2 separate regions of the Mus musculus genome follow, and region 2 is linked to region 1. The links are chromatin contacts, found by Hi-C in ENCODE. All regions are on one chromosome and are shown on one strand. Each heading gives the region's core, a stretch centred on a gene start or an enhancer-like site at or near the end of the contact. The rest is flanking DNA. Distances are from core to core; before and after follow the strand shown.

Evidence for each region. Hi-C counts contacts between places; a loop is a spot of excess contacts on that map.
Region 2: a map of left cerebral cortex shows a loop between it and region 1 (4-fold over the local background). The contact joins the promoter of Ndp here to the promoter of Fundc1 in region 1. A Hi-C loop is called at or near these places in 3 of 37 maps with a recorded cell type or tissue (heart and left cerebral cortex).

What each region holds. Positions count from the first base shown.
Region 1 is chrX:17,568,116-17,575,959 of GRCm38, reverse strand. It overlaps Fundc1 (FUN14 domain containing 1), which reads left to right and starts at 3,635. Exons shown (of 5, transcript NM_028058.4): 1 at 3,635-3,807; 2 at 4,501-4,657. The coding sequence starts at 3,780.
Region 2 is chrX:16,906,659-16,914,502 of GRCm38, reverse strand. It overlaps Ndp (Norrie disease (pseudoglioma) (human)), which reads left to right and starts at 2,729. Exons shown (of 3, transcript NM_010883.3): 1 at 2,729-3,117.

The DNA.
Region 1 (7,844 bases), core at 2,386-4,885:
TTTTGTTGTTAGATTTGGGATTCTGTTCTGTGGCTATATTCTTTTAGGTTTGTTGAAGGATTACTTTCTTGCCTCTTCTAGGATCTAGTTTCCATCTTTGTGTTGGTGTTTTCCCTTTATTATCCTTTGAAGGGCTGGATTTATGGAAAGATATTGTGTGAATTTGGTTTTGTCATGGAATACCTTTGTTTCTCCATCTATGGTAATTGAGATTTTTGCTGGGTATAGTACCCTGAGCTGGCATTTGTGTTCTCTTAGGGTCTGTATAACATCTGTCCAGGATCTTCTGACTTTCATAGTCTCTGGTGAGAAGTCTGGTGTAATTCTGATAGGTCTGCCTCCATATGTTACTTGGCCTTTTTACCTTACTGCTTTTAATATTGTATCCTTATTTAGTGCATTTGTTGTTCTGATTATTACATGTTGGTAGTGATTTCTTTTCTGGTCCAGTCTATTTGGAGTTCTGCAGGCTTCTTCTATGTTCATGGGCATCTCTTTCTTTAGGTTAGGGAAGTTTTCTTCTATAATTTTGTTGAATATATTTACTGGCACTTTAAGTTGAAAGTCTTCATTCTCATCTATACCTATTATCCTTAGGTTTGGTCTTCTCATTGTGTTCTGGATTTCCTGGATGTTTTGAGCTAGGTAGGATCTTTTTGCATTTTGCATTTTCTTTGATTGTTGTGTCCATGTTTTCTATGGAATCTTCTGCACCTGAGATTCTCTCTTCCATCTCTTGTATTCTGTTGCTGATGCTCGGATCTATGGTTTCTGATTTCTCTCCTAGGATTTCTATCTCCAGAGTTGTCTCCCTTTGTGATTTCTTTATTGCTTCTACTTCTATTTTTAGATCCTGGATGTTTTTGTTTTTCAATTCTTTTACCTGTTTGGTAGTGTTTTCCTGTAACTCTTTAAGGGATTTTTGTGTTTCCTACTTAAGTGCTTCTAGCTGTTTACCTGTGTTTTCCTGTATTTCTTTAAGGGAGTTATTTATTTCCTTCTTAAAGTCCTCCATCATCATCATGAGAAGTGACTTTAGATCCATATCTTGCTTTTCTGATGTGATGGTGTATCCAGGACTTGCTATTGTGGGAGAGTTTGGTTCTGATGTTGCCAAGTAACCTTGGTTTCTGTTGCTTCTGTTCGTATGATTGCCTCCTGCCATCTGATTATCTCAAGTGCTTGCTGCCCTCAATATATCTGATTGGAGCCTGTCCTTTCTATAATCCGGATTGATTCAGTACTCCCCAGTGTCCAGGTTTCTCTGTGATTCTATGATTCCGGGCTCCTGTTAACCTGAGATTCTGGCTGTGTCAGAGTTCTTGGCAGTCAAGCTTCCTCTGAGACCCCGAGGTTCTGAAGTGAGCAAGCTGCTGCTATCCTGGTATCCTGGTATCCTAGTATCCTGGAATCCTAAGATCCTGGGCATGTTACAGCGTCTGGAAGTAGTGTCTCCTCTGGGGACCATGGGGCTGTCTGGTGTGTTCGAAACCAAGGTATATCAGCACTGATTAAAAGGAACCTGAGCAGCTCGTCAGGCAGGGCTCACATGTCCTTGCTCCTGCTGCCACAGGCCTGTCACAATTGGTTTGGAACAGATGTTGTGTCCACTCACCAGTGATCCTAAGATCCTGGGTGTGCTAGGGTGCCTGTAGCGTGGAGAGTTCTCTGTGGACTGTGGGACGATCTGTTGAGTTCGTGCCCAAGGTGGCTTGGAGCTGGCACTGACCAGAAGGGACTTGAGCCCCTGGTCAAGTGGGTTTCCTGCGCCCCTGCTGCTGGCACAGGCCCATCAAGATTGGTTTGGAACTGATGTTGTCTTCCACTCACCAGTGATCCTAAGATCGTGTGGAGAGTCCTTTGGGGACTGTGGGACTGTCTTCGGAGTTCGAGCCCAAGGTGATGGAGCTGCCGCAGACCGGAAGGGCTAGAATGCATATTTAAAATAAGTTTGGTGCTGATTTATGTGAACTTGGGTTAGTTCTTTGGTATCCAACATGTTTTTATATTCTACAGAATCCATGGAAATTTGTGGTAAAAAAACAGACTTTATCCCTATTTCACATTCAAATAATAACAATTCTTAAAATCACAGCTTTGTGGTGAATGTCGGTAATCACAGCACTGGGCAGAGTGAGACAGAGGAATCCAGCATCAGAGGCCAGCCTGGGCTACATAGTGTGACCATGTTTACAAACAAACAATCCTAATACTGGAGAGGCAGAGGGAAGTAGGTCTGTGTAAGTTTGAGGCCAGCGTGCTCTACATAGGGAGTTCCAGAGAATCTTAGGTTATGTGAGATGTTGTCTAAAAATAACCAACCAACCAAAAATACAAGCAAAAGTCTGCTCGACTAACAGGGCACTAAAAAAACTAGAGCCCTCAGCAGTTTGAGAAAAATGTGACCTGGGGATCCATCCCATATACAGTCGCCAAACCCAGACACTTTTCTGGATGCCAACAAGTGCTTGCTGACAGGAGCCTGTTATAGCTGTCTCCTGAGAGGCTCTGCCAGTGCCTGGCAAATACAGAAGTGAATGCTCACAGCCATTCATTGGACTGAGCACAGGGTCCCCAATGGAGGAACAAGAGAAAGGACCCAAGGAGCTGAAGGCATTTGCAGCCCCATAGGAGGAACAACAATATGAACCAACCGCTATTCCCAGGATACCCAGGGACTAAACCACCAACCAAAGAAAACACATGGAGGGACCATGGCTCCAGCTGCATATGTAGTAGAGGGTGGCTTTGTCAGTCATCAATGGGAGGAGAGGCCATTGGTCCTGTGAAGGCTCTATGCCCCAGCATAGGGGAATGCCAGAGCCAGGCAGCAGGAGTGGGTGGGTTGGTGAGCTGGAGGAGTGGGGAAGTGATAGGGGGAGGAGGGTTTTCAGAGGGGAAACCAGGAAAGGGGATAACATTTTAAATGTAAATAAAGAAAATATCTAATTAAAATTTTTTTTCATTAAAAAAAAAAACCTTTAAAATATTTGCCCTGACACTTGTTAAAATAGATAGTGGGTCTATTTTAATTTGGGATACAACAACAACAACAAAAAGCTGGAGATTTATAGTGCATAATCTGAGGGGGTCGAAGTGTAGAGTCCTACCAAGAGGAGACATCAAGGGAGTTTATTGCTGAGCTAGTTTAATTGGGTTCTTACTGGAGAATGACTGGGTTATTAGACATCAAGCAAGAAGTGGGCCTGAAATTTCTGTTAAAGCCAACAGAATTCTTGAAAGAACTAAAGGCCAAAGATAGGGCCTGAAAAAAGAACACCTAATCAGAAAGACAGCTTCGTTGAAGCATCCTGACTAAAGACTTGTTAAGAACAGTCTGCCAACACTAAACTGATTATCTTGTTCTATTACCCTTAGCCGCTCCTCCCTCCATTCCTTTAGCGTAAAAAACAAACAAACAAAAAAACCAAAAAGCAAAAACAAAAATAAGACAAAACAACAAAAAACTCTTAGAAACTTAGAGCAGGTTGGGGTAATGCCCAGGCTACAGTGGAAAAGAGCACGGACTACATTTCCCATAAGCAATAGGAGGGCGGGGACTCAGCTATTCCATCACAAGTCCCAAGCCTTGCGGCTGCGCACAAATTGTTGGAGGTCGTGTACAGGGAAGAGTGGCGGTGACGCGACTGTGTGGGCGGGGCGAGGAGGAGGCTGAGGAAAAAAGAGAGACCATAGACTTCCAACTCGGCCTAGAGCGTCCTTTAAAGTGGTGGGGAGAGGCGGGCAGGGACCACCCCCAACTGGCCGCTGGCGGTATCATGGCATCCCGGAACCCCCCTCCCCAAGGTGAGCAGCCAGGGCCCGAAGTAGTCTCTGGGACGCTGCCCACAGCACTCGACCTTTTATTGCTATGGTGTTTCTCCCTTTCCCTCCTCCAGTGTTTCTGGGGCTCTGTCGCTGTACAGCCCCTTTGCGAGAGCCCCTTTGAACCAGAGGTCTCCTTTCCCTCTCTGCGGAATTTAGCATGCTCACCTACACCTAACCAAGGCTAGACCCTGCCCTGCCCTGCCCCCACCTCGAGCCCTTCTCCATCTTGCAAAATTAGGAGGGTTGGCGGGTTGATTTCCATGGTTGGTTGCGTTTTAGTCCTGCTCTGATTTCCTCTTGCTAGGTTCCTGACTTTTCCTTTCATGGAAGGATCATCCCCTCGCCCCCTTTTCCCACAGATGGAAATGTACCCTGCCCTGACCTTATTCTCATTGTGCGGGTGACCGCCCACTGCTTTGTAATTCAACTGGCCTCTGGCTGCGTGTCCCTAAGCCTTGGGAAAGGAAATGCCGATGCTGTTGCTAGGCCCTTTATGCTTGAGGCCCTAGTCTCCCAGATCGAGTTAATCACGCTCCTTCGTTTACATCTGGGCCTTTTTAGTTGTAGACCAGACATGACAGTGTGTTGGCCCACAGGTTTTATGAAAACAGCTTGTGAGACGTTTCAGACTGTAGAATGAATGTTTTTTTTTTCCATTTTGTATTTTTAAAGACTATGAAAGCGATGACGAATCATACGAAGTGTTGGATTTAACTGAATATGCAAGAAGACACCACTGGTGGAATCGAGTATTTGGCCACAGTTCCGGACCTATGGTAGAAAAATACTCAGTAGCTACTCAGATTGTAATGGGTGGCGTGACTGGCTGGTGAGAACATTCTTTTCATTAAATTTTAGTGGGAACCTGGCTCTTGTCCTTTTGTAAATGGCACAGCCTCCATAAATCTTCAGTGGCTCCCCACTTTTAAATTCCAGAAGAACACAACTTTGGGGCTTTTCCCGGATCTTATTGGTTGTATCAGCCTTCAGATAGTCCTGGTTGGATTTTGATGATTTCCCTCTGTCAAAGGCCCACCATAGTTCCACTTCCACCCTTTACACTTCCTTTAATTCATTAACAAATTTTCAACTTAAGCAAGTTAATTATAAGTAAGTTGTTACTTGCTATTCAGTGCCAATAACTGGAAAAAACATGAGAACTCCCATTGCAGAACTAGCCTCTAAGATTCTCAGCTCTGTACATAGAAGCATTAATGGTCTGTAAAAATTATTCACAATGATGCATCAGATTCTACATTTTTTGTGTACTGGTTCTGATTATGATAGTGCTTTGAAGAAGATCTGAGAAGATTGCCTTTGCTTTAGAATTAATGCAATGATTACTTATTATGCAATAATTTGGAGTACAATAAGGAGTGGCTAATAACCATTAATCAAGCAACAGCTCATGTAAGCACATATTTACATTGTTGTTACCATGTATTTTAATTCTATTATTTTTGGAATAAAATATTAACCAGATAAAAAGGGGCAGAAACAGTTCAGTATTTTGAAATATGTTGATGACTCTTTTTTTTTTGAAGTGACAGTGATTAAGTTGTAAGCATTTTTTTTCTTTACATTTAAGGTAAATTCATCTTGTGCTAATTAAAATATTTACATACTTCCTCTTGGCATGGGAAAATGACATTTATTCATGTGTGTTTTCCATGAACCTCGGAATAATGATGCCCCATGCCTTCTTGTAAATGCCATTTCATAATTTAAAACAAACAAAGAACAATTATGGTGAAGATTCCATGGAGCACAGGCACAGTATTAATACTGCTTTATTGAAAAATCATACAGTTAGAAGGGAAATTTCTGCTCAGGGCCTCGGTCAATTAGATGATTCACTGTAGGATGATTACAACTCTGCCCCCTTAAATGCATTTATAATTTGGTGCCAGAGGTGATTGGTTAGTGAGAATCATGGCGGAAAGCCAGATCGTTGCACATTTTCTTCTTACAGACCTAACCTGCTAAGAAGGCCCATAACTGCCAGGTCTTCCTGAAAACCCTAATGGCAGAGCAGAAGTTAGTAGTGACTGGTACACAGCTTGTGTAGCTGTAGCATTCAACCTGGGGTTTAATGAAGACCTCACTACTTGCTTTTTTCTTTGTTCTTCCTTACTGACTCCTGTATAAGAACCATATTCTTGATAATAATAACAACAACAACAGTAGTAATACATTTGGATTGTCAGTATCAGACAAGTATTCAACCCAGGAGCTATGTAATAGTTTGTGGGTATTTGTTTTTTACATCCATCTATTTGTGTGGGGGGCACAGATGTGTCCCAGTATATATGTGGAGGTCAGAGGACAGCTAGTAGGAGTTTGATCTTTACCATGTGAGTTTTGGGGATCAAACTGGGCTCTTTAGACTTGGTAGCAAGTGCTTTGACCTGCTCAACTCTCTCTATGACCTGGTCTGTGTAATAGGACACTTATATTCAGGTGGCTTGTTTTTGTTTTTGTTTTATGTGGGCACAAATTCAGGACCTTGCAAGCATTCTAACTCTAAGTGATATTGCCAGCTACATAGGTGATTTGTTGGAATGATTTGAACTGTAGTTTAGATTCAGAGTAGAAAACATTTGAAATCTTTTTAGGATATAACATTGATGTGATATTGTGGCATAAAAGAGGAACAGTTAATATAGGCATAAACCTAACTTAACACTTGAGACCGACCAGCTCAAGACATGAATAGCCTAAGGAGATTGGATTTAGCCATAAGTTTTTGGTAATAAGAAATGAAAACTAGTATGAGAAAAGGTGGTTGCTAGGAGACCTGGAGGCCTTGAATACTGAATCTGCTTTTAGAGTGTGATCCAGAAGCAGAGCTATGGAATCCCAACATTACATTCCAAAGGTAACGATGCCCCTAAGAGTGGAAAGGAGGGCTGGCAAGATAGCTCAGCAAGTAGGCTTGATGCCAAGCTTGGTGACCTGAGTTTTATCCACAGGTACCACATGGTGGAGAGAACCAATTCATGTACATTGTGCTTGGCCATGTGTGAATGTTTAGACACACACACTACATAAAAAATTAATAATAAAAATAGGAAGGAGAAAACAGGTAATGTTTTCTAGATGGGGTATTTGAAGATAAGGATGGGAGTCTGAGATGAATATGACCTGGCAAATGGGGGATACTACCATCAGTTAGAAATTGGGGCCTCAGTAGCAGCTGTTTGGGCTGCGTGTGTGTCCCTGTGACATGACTTCTATTGAATTAAGGGCTACTGTGCTCCAGTATGACCTCATCTTGCTTAATTACATAAACAGTGACCTGATTTCCAAGTACAGTCTCATGAAGGACACTAATTTGGTGGGAAGACCAATTCAGGGCACAAGACTAGGATTAGAAATCTGCGATACTTTTGTAGAATAGTGAAGGGACCATGAGTATGCTCAGGAGGTATAGGCTGACATTACAAAGTTAGATGAGACAAAACAATACAGAAAATTAATACTAGATAAGGAAGGTGTGAGAAATATGGGCAGTGTAATCATCTAAGTGGAATAACACAAGGGGCAGGAAAGTTTTTCATAGGCAGGAAATTAATAACACAAAGATGTTGATGCATTTGAAACTAACTGCATTGGAGCTGGTTTGGATAGAGTGAGTGTTGTCCAGGTGTTATGAAACACCCTGACCGCATTAAGCAAACCAAACAAGTGACTACTGTGGGAAATTTTAGCTTACACAAATGCAGGAGTATAATGAACCCACGTACTCCTGATTGTTTTCAATAGCTGCTCTTTTGATTTTCCTTTTAAGTCTCCCTCTTCTCACCTTTTCCTCATTTCACAGCAAATCCTAAGACATTTTAGAGTTTGCATTTTAACCACCCTGTATGACTGAAGGAAAACACTGAATATTTCTGAGTGGGCAAAGGAGACTATCAAAAGAAATTGAAACACATTAAGCTTTTATTAGGAAAGCAATAAAATGTAGACGAAATTTAGTACATCAATGATTGTTCTCATCTTTTGTTATTTCTGTC
Region 2 (7,844 bases), core at 1,480-3,979, 660 kb after region 1:
ACACACACACACACATAAATACAAACAACACCGTGTACCTTGTTATATGCCTATATAAGAATTTTGTTTGTATCAACAGTGTCATAGCAGAAACTATAACAGAGTTGACAATGATTTTGAACCTATTTATTTTTGAAGATGTGGTAGCTATGTGTCTATGTATTAATGGTGTTAGTTTCCCTAAATTAGGAAAAATGGCAGTAAGGACAGGACTTCTGGTTACCAACCTCAAAACTGACTCTAGCTAATTAAATCACAAAGGAATTTATTGGCATGATTATGGCAGGGCCAGGGTTAGGTTGTAGTTCATGGAGTCATCAGGAAAGCTCTGTAACTTTTAGGTTCATAAATGGTGGTCAACACAATTACAGCAGAAAAATATCAAACTGCTAAGATTGCCCTCCCATAAGCCTTCTGTCCCCAAGGCCACCCACTGTCACATTAATGGGTTCTGTTTTCCTTAACATTGGCCTGCTGCAGCCCCCAGGCTTTCCATTCCAGTGTGACCACAGAGAATAATTTCTAAGTGTCTGTATGCCTTGTTCATTTTTCCTCATTCTGTCTAGTGAACTGCATGCAATCACACTGGACTCCTCCAGAATGGTTTGATCCTTTAAGTCTGCAATGAGGAGGTAGGTCCTGTCTCCCACTTGCCTTGGGCTTATATTCTGGAGGAGTATTTAGATGATGGGTAACTTTTTTCACTGTCCACTAATACACTTAGAGAGAAGCAATTGGAAGACAAAATCAGAAACAAAAGACTCAAATATGATCCCTCAAGGCAGGGGTGTAGTTCAGTAGCAGAGTGCTTTCTTAACATGTCTGAGTCCTGTTTCATCTCCAACACTGGGGTACGGATGCCTTTGAAGACTATCCCCTGAGATATCTCCTTCTTTCCACCCCAAATGTATATGAAATAGTAGCAAGAGAATTCCCATTCTTTTGCATAGATGGAAATTTAAAGGAAATCCTTCTTTCTTAGCAACATTTATCATGGCCAGTAAAGTACTGCATGACATACTGACATTTATAAAAAGCTCACTGATGTGCTGAAAATAGTTGCTGTTGCCAGATACCTATTGGCAGGCTTAGAAACAGGTCCCCTGGAGCCTGATGGGCAGAGGCAGAACCTCCCTTTGAAAGGCACAGATGGTAATCTTTGCCATCCCTGACAGAGTAAAGCAGGAGGAAGCCATGGGGCTCCATCTGGGAAAGAGCCAGTCTTCTGAGGCCAAGCAGTCAATGTGTTTGCACTCTTTACACTTTCGGTGGTAATCTTTTAGAAGGGCAGATTGTAGAAGGCTGGAAAATTCCATCCAGGAAGAACCACACCTTTTAAGTTGCTTCAAAGCAGATAGGGCAACCCTGAGAACCCCTAGGCACAATATGGCAAGATGGAGCAGTAAGCACATTCTGCCAAAGGTGCTTAGGAAATCTTTCTTAGGAAAATGAAGAAGCCAGTGGCTGTCAAACTCTGATATTTGAAAGTGCTGATGATCTAAGACTTTATTTTCCCTCTGACTCTGATCTACCTAAGTAAGCCAGAAAATGTATTCATGACTGTTTCCATGGCTCTTACTCATGGACAAGTCATAACCCCTTGAAGACTATTCCCATTTTTAAAGGTCCATTTATCCTTAACTCTCAGAAGTAGATTTTGTGTCTGGTCCCAGGTAGACAGGGCTTTTCTGATGGAACAAAAGAAAGTTACTTCTTAAAAGATTGAGGCAAAGCTGAAAAAAATTATACACCTCTAGTAAAACACTAGTAGCTGTTTGGAGTAATGATTCTGTGGAACAATACAATTTGGTTATCAATTTATTAATGAGAAATAATCAGATACAGCATGACATGAAGGTTTGGGAATCAGAAATTAGCTAACTGGAACATTTTTTAAGGTTTATGAAATATTTCCATTTTAATAAATTTTCATAGAGACTTCATTCCTTAGTTTAAGTTTTCATCAGTATTAATAAAATAAACTGTTTTATGTCTGAACCTACCAGACATTAAAACAATTATAAATGATTCTTTGTATTGTCCTCTGGTTTCTAAAATTGGTGATCATTTTGTCTTCAAGTATTTTAAGGGCAAGATTTGTGCAATGTTTCCCTTTGTGGCCCCAAAGCTCTTAACAGGGCATTATTCAGCAGCAGGTGCTTAACCCACACACAGAATTCACCTTTGTCTCTTTTCTACTAATTGTGATGTAGTGGGTTGGCCTTACCTTTTAGTAAGGAGTCATGGACCAAACATTTTGCCCTTTGTTTCTAAATGTATTACAAAGTTTTGCTCCAAATGATGTCAGTGAAGGCACTTATTAAAGTGCCACAAAGAGCTGAATCGCATTTATGCTGCTAAAAATCATTTAATGGATGAACAACTTGGAAAAAAAGAACTCTCACCACCCACGCACATCATGCTAAAACAGGGTAGCATTTTGCACTTGCTTCTCAGCTTAGCCTGAGAAAGACTGCTGATGTCCACCTTTCCCTCCCTTAGCATTTCAACTTCATCCTGACCAGCTGCTTAATCGTTAAACAGAATGCCACCCTGTCTTTGTATTTCCAAAACCGTGTGTCTCTACTGCCAACTGCACATCTTTATAGCAGCTACATGCTCGCAAAAGAATTAAACTCAGAATATTCATGTAGCCTCTTATTAGTGTACAAATACAAAAACATAATGGGGGAGGGGGAAGAAAACTTCCGTCTTCTATGCTGTTGTTCTCATCTTAAGATGCTCCATGGAAAAGATCCGAGCAGTGGGCAGAGGCTGTGAGTCCCCGATAACGAGAGCGCCTAACATTTCCGTGGTATTCCCATTTGCTAGAGCGCTGCTGCGGCCACACGCCTGATTGATATATGCCTGCAATGGCACTTTTCCATTTGACACTCTCCCTCTCTCTCTCCCTCTCTCTCCCTCTCTCTCTCTCCCTCTCTCTCCCTCTCTCTCCCTGGGTCGCTTAAACAACAGTCCTAACTTTTGTGTGTTGCAAATATAAAAGGCAAGCCATGTGACAGAGGGACAGAAGAACAAAAGCATTTGGAAGTAACAGGACCTCTTTCTAGCTCTCAGAAAAGTCTGAGAAGAAAGGAGCCCTGCGTTTCCCCCAAGGTAAGCAGGCAAACAAGCGCTGACGGCTTGCCTAGGAAATTACTTCTTTCCAAACTCTGCCTTTCATCCTTCTTGCAGACAAAGAGACAATCTTTAAATACCACTTAAATTTGCATCACTTTAATTTGCATTAATCTGTAGCATGCTAGCCTTGTGGAGGGTTTTGTTTATTTGTTTGTTTGTTTTAAATGAATGTGTCTTTGAAGTCTCTGACAGGAAGCGTCCCAGAGAAGCTCGAAAATATCTTTTGGCTTGATTTCTTTGCAAACTCTGCGTAGTTAGATGTAACTTTGGAATGGTTCTTCTATGTGACACCATAAAGGGGGACGGAGAAGCAGCAGTTGCCGACTTGCGTTTGTGGAGTCCTGTATCTTCCCTACCGCCTTCATCCCACTTACAATGGGGGCACTATTAACGCAGGAGAGTCTGCGAGGTTAAACGTGCACTATTTACTTTTGTTAGTCCTTATGTATGCGGCTGATCTCCTGCCAGGGCTGTGCCGGGAGTGCTCAGAATGACTTCAAACAAAAGGCAACATTTATGCCTAGCTTTCAGTGTCACGCTGCTCCTTTTCACTCTTCTCCTATCCCGCCTTGGGACTTTGCTTCCATGGATACATTCAGAAGTGTCCGGGAGCGATGAGGATGGATTTACTGTATGATTTTGATTGGGCAAAAAGTCTGAGGAAATGCATGCTGTTTGCCTTGGCCTTATTGCAAGGGGTTATTTTTAGTAGTCGGGTTGTCCCTGCAGCACGACCAACAATTCAATACCCAAGAAGTGACCAGGAAAGGATGCTCCTGACAGCACAGGGACCAGGACCTGGAGGAATGACTCCTACAGACACCTGGGGAATATGCAGAGGATTCTTTCCAGTTCCTGAATGCAAGTTCTCTCATTAAATGAACAATTGAGCTGTAGGAGGCCCGGGCATAATTCTTGAGGGACGGGAAGTTTGATTGTGTACAGAATGTTAATGACTCAGAAAGCACAGTAACTGAGGCTCATTGTAATGGACAAGCCCAGATAAGCCTCCGTGAAAGAGCACCACACACACACACACACACACACACACACACACACACACACCCCTTCTTAAGGATCAGGTGCAGAAAAAGCAATCTATTTGGCAAGATGAAAATCCCTTATATTTTGTAACTGTCATTCCTAGCAGATATGGCTATTATAGAGCATGTTTCTCTCCATTTCTAATATTAGTGTGTTTTAATTACAAGGTACAACATGGCAGACTGTTTCAAGACAACATTAGCTACCAGGTGCACATAGAAACACAGAGATGCTGTGGTGTCAGCCAAATACATCAGGAATTGTAAACTGTCTCAGTATGGCATTTAGACTTCATGAAAGTATCTGCTCACTTTCTTTTCACTAATTTTACTCCTGGAAGTGAACTTTAGGGTTCTGTTGGCCAGCTTTCCGTGGAACACAGGGCACAATTTATGGGAATTTCCCCCCTGACTTTCATAAATAGCTAGCCCAAGGAGCATTGTTGAATAAAATCAGGCATTTAAATGAGGGAATTCACAACTGCTTCGCTAATCAAGAAGGGCTGTAAAAAATATGTATTGTATTGCAATATTTTATGACTTAAAAAATACTGCTGTTAGCAAAGCATTTAAGTGACTCAAAACAATTTTCTTAAACTGTTATTCAGACCATTATGTGAAAGTGTTTGAACACAAATGCAATGTCGTGCATCATTTCTTTTAAAATACATTTGGTTCAGGTAATGGGAGAACTATCTAAGGCCTTCTTATTATGACTGTATACTGAGCAGCTGACACCCACAGATGGAAATATGCCTGTGGAGTTCTCAATCTTAATTTGAGTTCCAATGACACTGTCAAGGGAAAAATAAATCATTTTTCAATACATTTAACAATTTCCAACTCATTTATTTTCCTAGGACCTTGAAAAATGACTTTCTCAGAATTACAACCACCAAAGGTGGCCAGAGACTGTTACTGTCTCGAGAACTCACAATTTCAGTACCATTGTTCTTCCTGGTTAATAATTCATTCCATCATCTTTTTGATAAATATTCCTTAAGCTTTTGCAATGTCCCTGGCACTATGCACGTTCTGAAGAATACAAAGGTGATTGGGACATTTTCCCATAACTTTATTTTTGGTCTGTATGCTCTTTCTGATTGAATCTGGGAAGAGAAATTAATGGGCTTTGCTATTGGGTAATTGGACAAGAACTTTCTGCTTATTAAGAACCATGTAAAGTAGCTGCCAGTGTTTCTAGATTTACTTAGAATACTTATTAACAGATTTTCTATTTATAATGAAGGGGCTCTGCTCCTTCTTGGCTTTTTTCCCCCTAGATCCTGAGTGTACCACACTCACACAGCTAATATGGACAGGATTTTTCTTGGGGTGGTGGTTGAAACCATCTGGAAAAAAAAATGTAACATATCCTTCCTCAGTTCTCTTGAGCAGCCTCTGGAAGGGAACTATATGTTATCTCTATCAGAAGATGGGTGTGAGTCACCTCCCCAGCAGCTGACATCAGGGCTGCTTCATGAATCACTGTATTAGAAACATGCACAGAGGAGGATACCGTCACTCTCTCCCATCACTTACTGGTCCTATTCCCTAGACTGAGGAAATCAGTGACCTCTGGGCTTCGCCTAAATTTAACAGAGCACTGGGATAAGTAGCTGGAAATTGTTCCTCAAACCTAGGTCTCTGTCTGAGCCACACACAGTGCTGCTTTCCAATAAACCAGTGTAAGTATCTCACCCCATGCTTAGGTTACTGGGGCTGGAGGATGAGAAGACATCAAGAGCATCCTTGATTTGGGTGCTTATTAGCACAAAATGCATTGTGGTGGGATTGCTTCTGACCCTCTAGGGTGTCTGACTTATCCAAGCTAAGCCACATCTTCTTGGCCATTGGCCTTTGTACATATGTTCATTTCTTCCCCATGACTGTCAGTTAATGACACCATCCTGCCAGGCCAACAGGAACAGAGGGCAAAGCAGGGCCATGGGAGGGTGGGTGAACTCCAGGGCCCAAATTGCTGTAGCCTGTCTTGGCTGTGATCAGCTGTCATTTCCTCTTCGTGTATGACACTGTGGAACATATTAAAATTTCTCTGGGATGGTATGTTTGGAATTCCTCTGATGCCCCACCTCACCAACTTACCCGGACAATAAAAGCAAGGTTGTAAGCCATTGAACAGCTGACTGGCTATATATTTCCCCTCTTTCTTTCCCATAATCTAATACAGAAAAGAATCCAGTTAGACTGGCAGTGCCATGTCTGGGTACTTGTTTCCTGCAATTGCTTCCTCCACCTCCTCCTCCACCACTGCACACCATGAAATCTTCCTGGGTGGCAAGTGGCTTCTTTTGTTTGCCACTGCTCTTAGCCCGCCCTTTTCCCTATGCCTGATCTCCTTCTATTGTGAGCTGCTGTTAGTTCTGTTTTCCAGACAGCCTGGGTTCTGTTCCATCTGGGGAGAACAGCCCATGAGGTCTCCTCATCTCCATAGTATTCCCAGGATGTCATTCTTGGCACAGGTTCTTCTACGCAGATAGGATATGGGGGCTTTTTCTAGCCCTGAGACTGAACCCACTCACAGAGAAGAGCAGCCACGTGGCTCGCCAAGAGTGGGGCTGGAGTGACCCGGGTTGGCAGAGACAAGCATACCATCACAGTGACCCGGACATCTCTGGCAAAGGCCTTGGGGGTGGGAGTGCTATGGGAATGCCTGGATGCACTTTGGCCCACATTAAGAGAAATGTGGTTATTCTGTTTTAGACGGACAGACAAGTGACTTGGAACAAAGATCCCCAGATCTTTTGGGCCTTTCCCTACTCCCAGGTTCCTCAAGTTTCTCTCCTGTCTCTCCTCCCCAAACAGAAGGGAAAAACAGGGCTCTATTTGGCCAGTAGAGACCTGATGCTGAAACCCACTGCTTAAAGGAAGGACGGAGGAATTCCTTCTGAGTTGATTGCACTAAAAATGTTCCTTTCTTCCTTCCTTCCTTCCTTCCTTCCTTCCTTCCTTCCTTCCTTCCTTCCTTCCTTCCTTCTTTCCTTCCTTCCTTCCTTCTTTCTTTTTTCCTTTCTCCCTTCATTCCCCCTTTCTTTCTCCCTCCCCTTCCTTTCCTCCTTCTCTTCCACCCTCCTGTTTTTTCTTCTTTTATTCCTTTCCTTTCTCTTTACCTCAGAAGAACAATTTCGTTCCTGAGTTTCAAGCATAAGGTACTGAACTTTTCAATTAGAGATTCCCATTAAGACCTTTATTGTACAGCATCTCAAAAGATGCTGCAAATGTACTTGGGAGCAAGAGGTATTAAAGAGAAATCCACAAGGCAATGTCCTGTTCTTTTTCACTTCCTGGGAACTTTAGCCATCTTTTCCAAATTAACTAAATCAATGTAATAGACACAAAAGGCAAAAAATAACAGTTGAATTAAATTGAGCCTTTTACAATTAGTTTGAATGGAGACAGGGGGGGTGAGGGAGGGGGAGGGTGAGGGAGAGGGAGATGGAGGGAGGGAGGGAGGGAGGGAGAGAGAGAGAGAGAGAGAGAGAGAGAGAGAGAGAGAGAGAGAGAGAGAGAGAGAGAGAGAGATCTACCCTTCACTGCCAGTTCTTGGGCTTAATATGAATTATTCCAAACAAGTCCCTAGGCTAGAGGATCTATTTAAAGAAGCCTGGCAGCATGAAGAGAGAGGGTAAAAATACAACC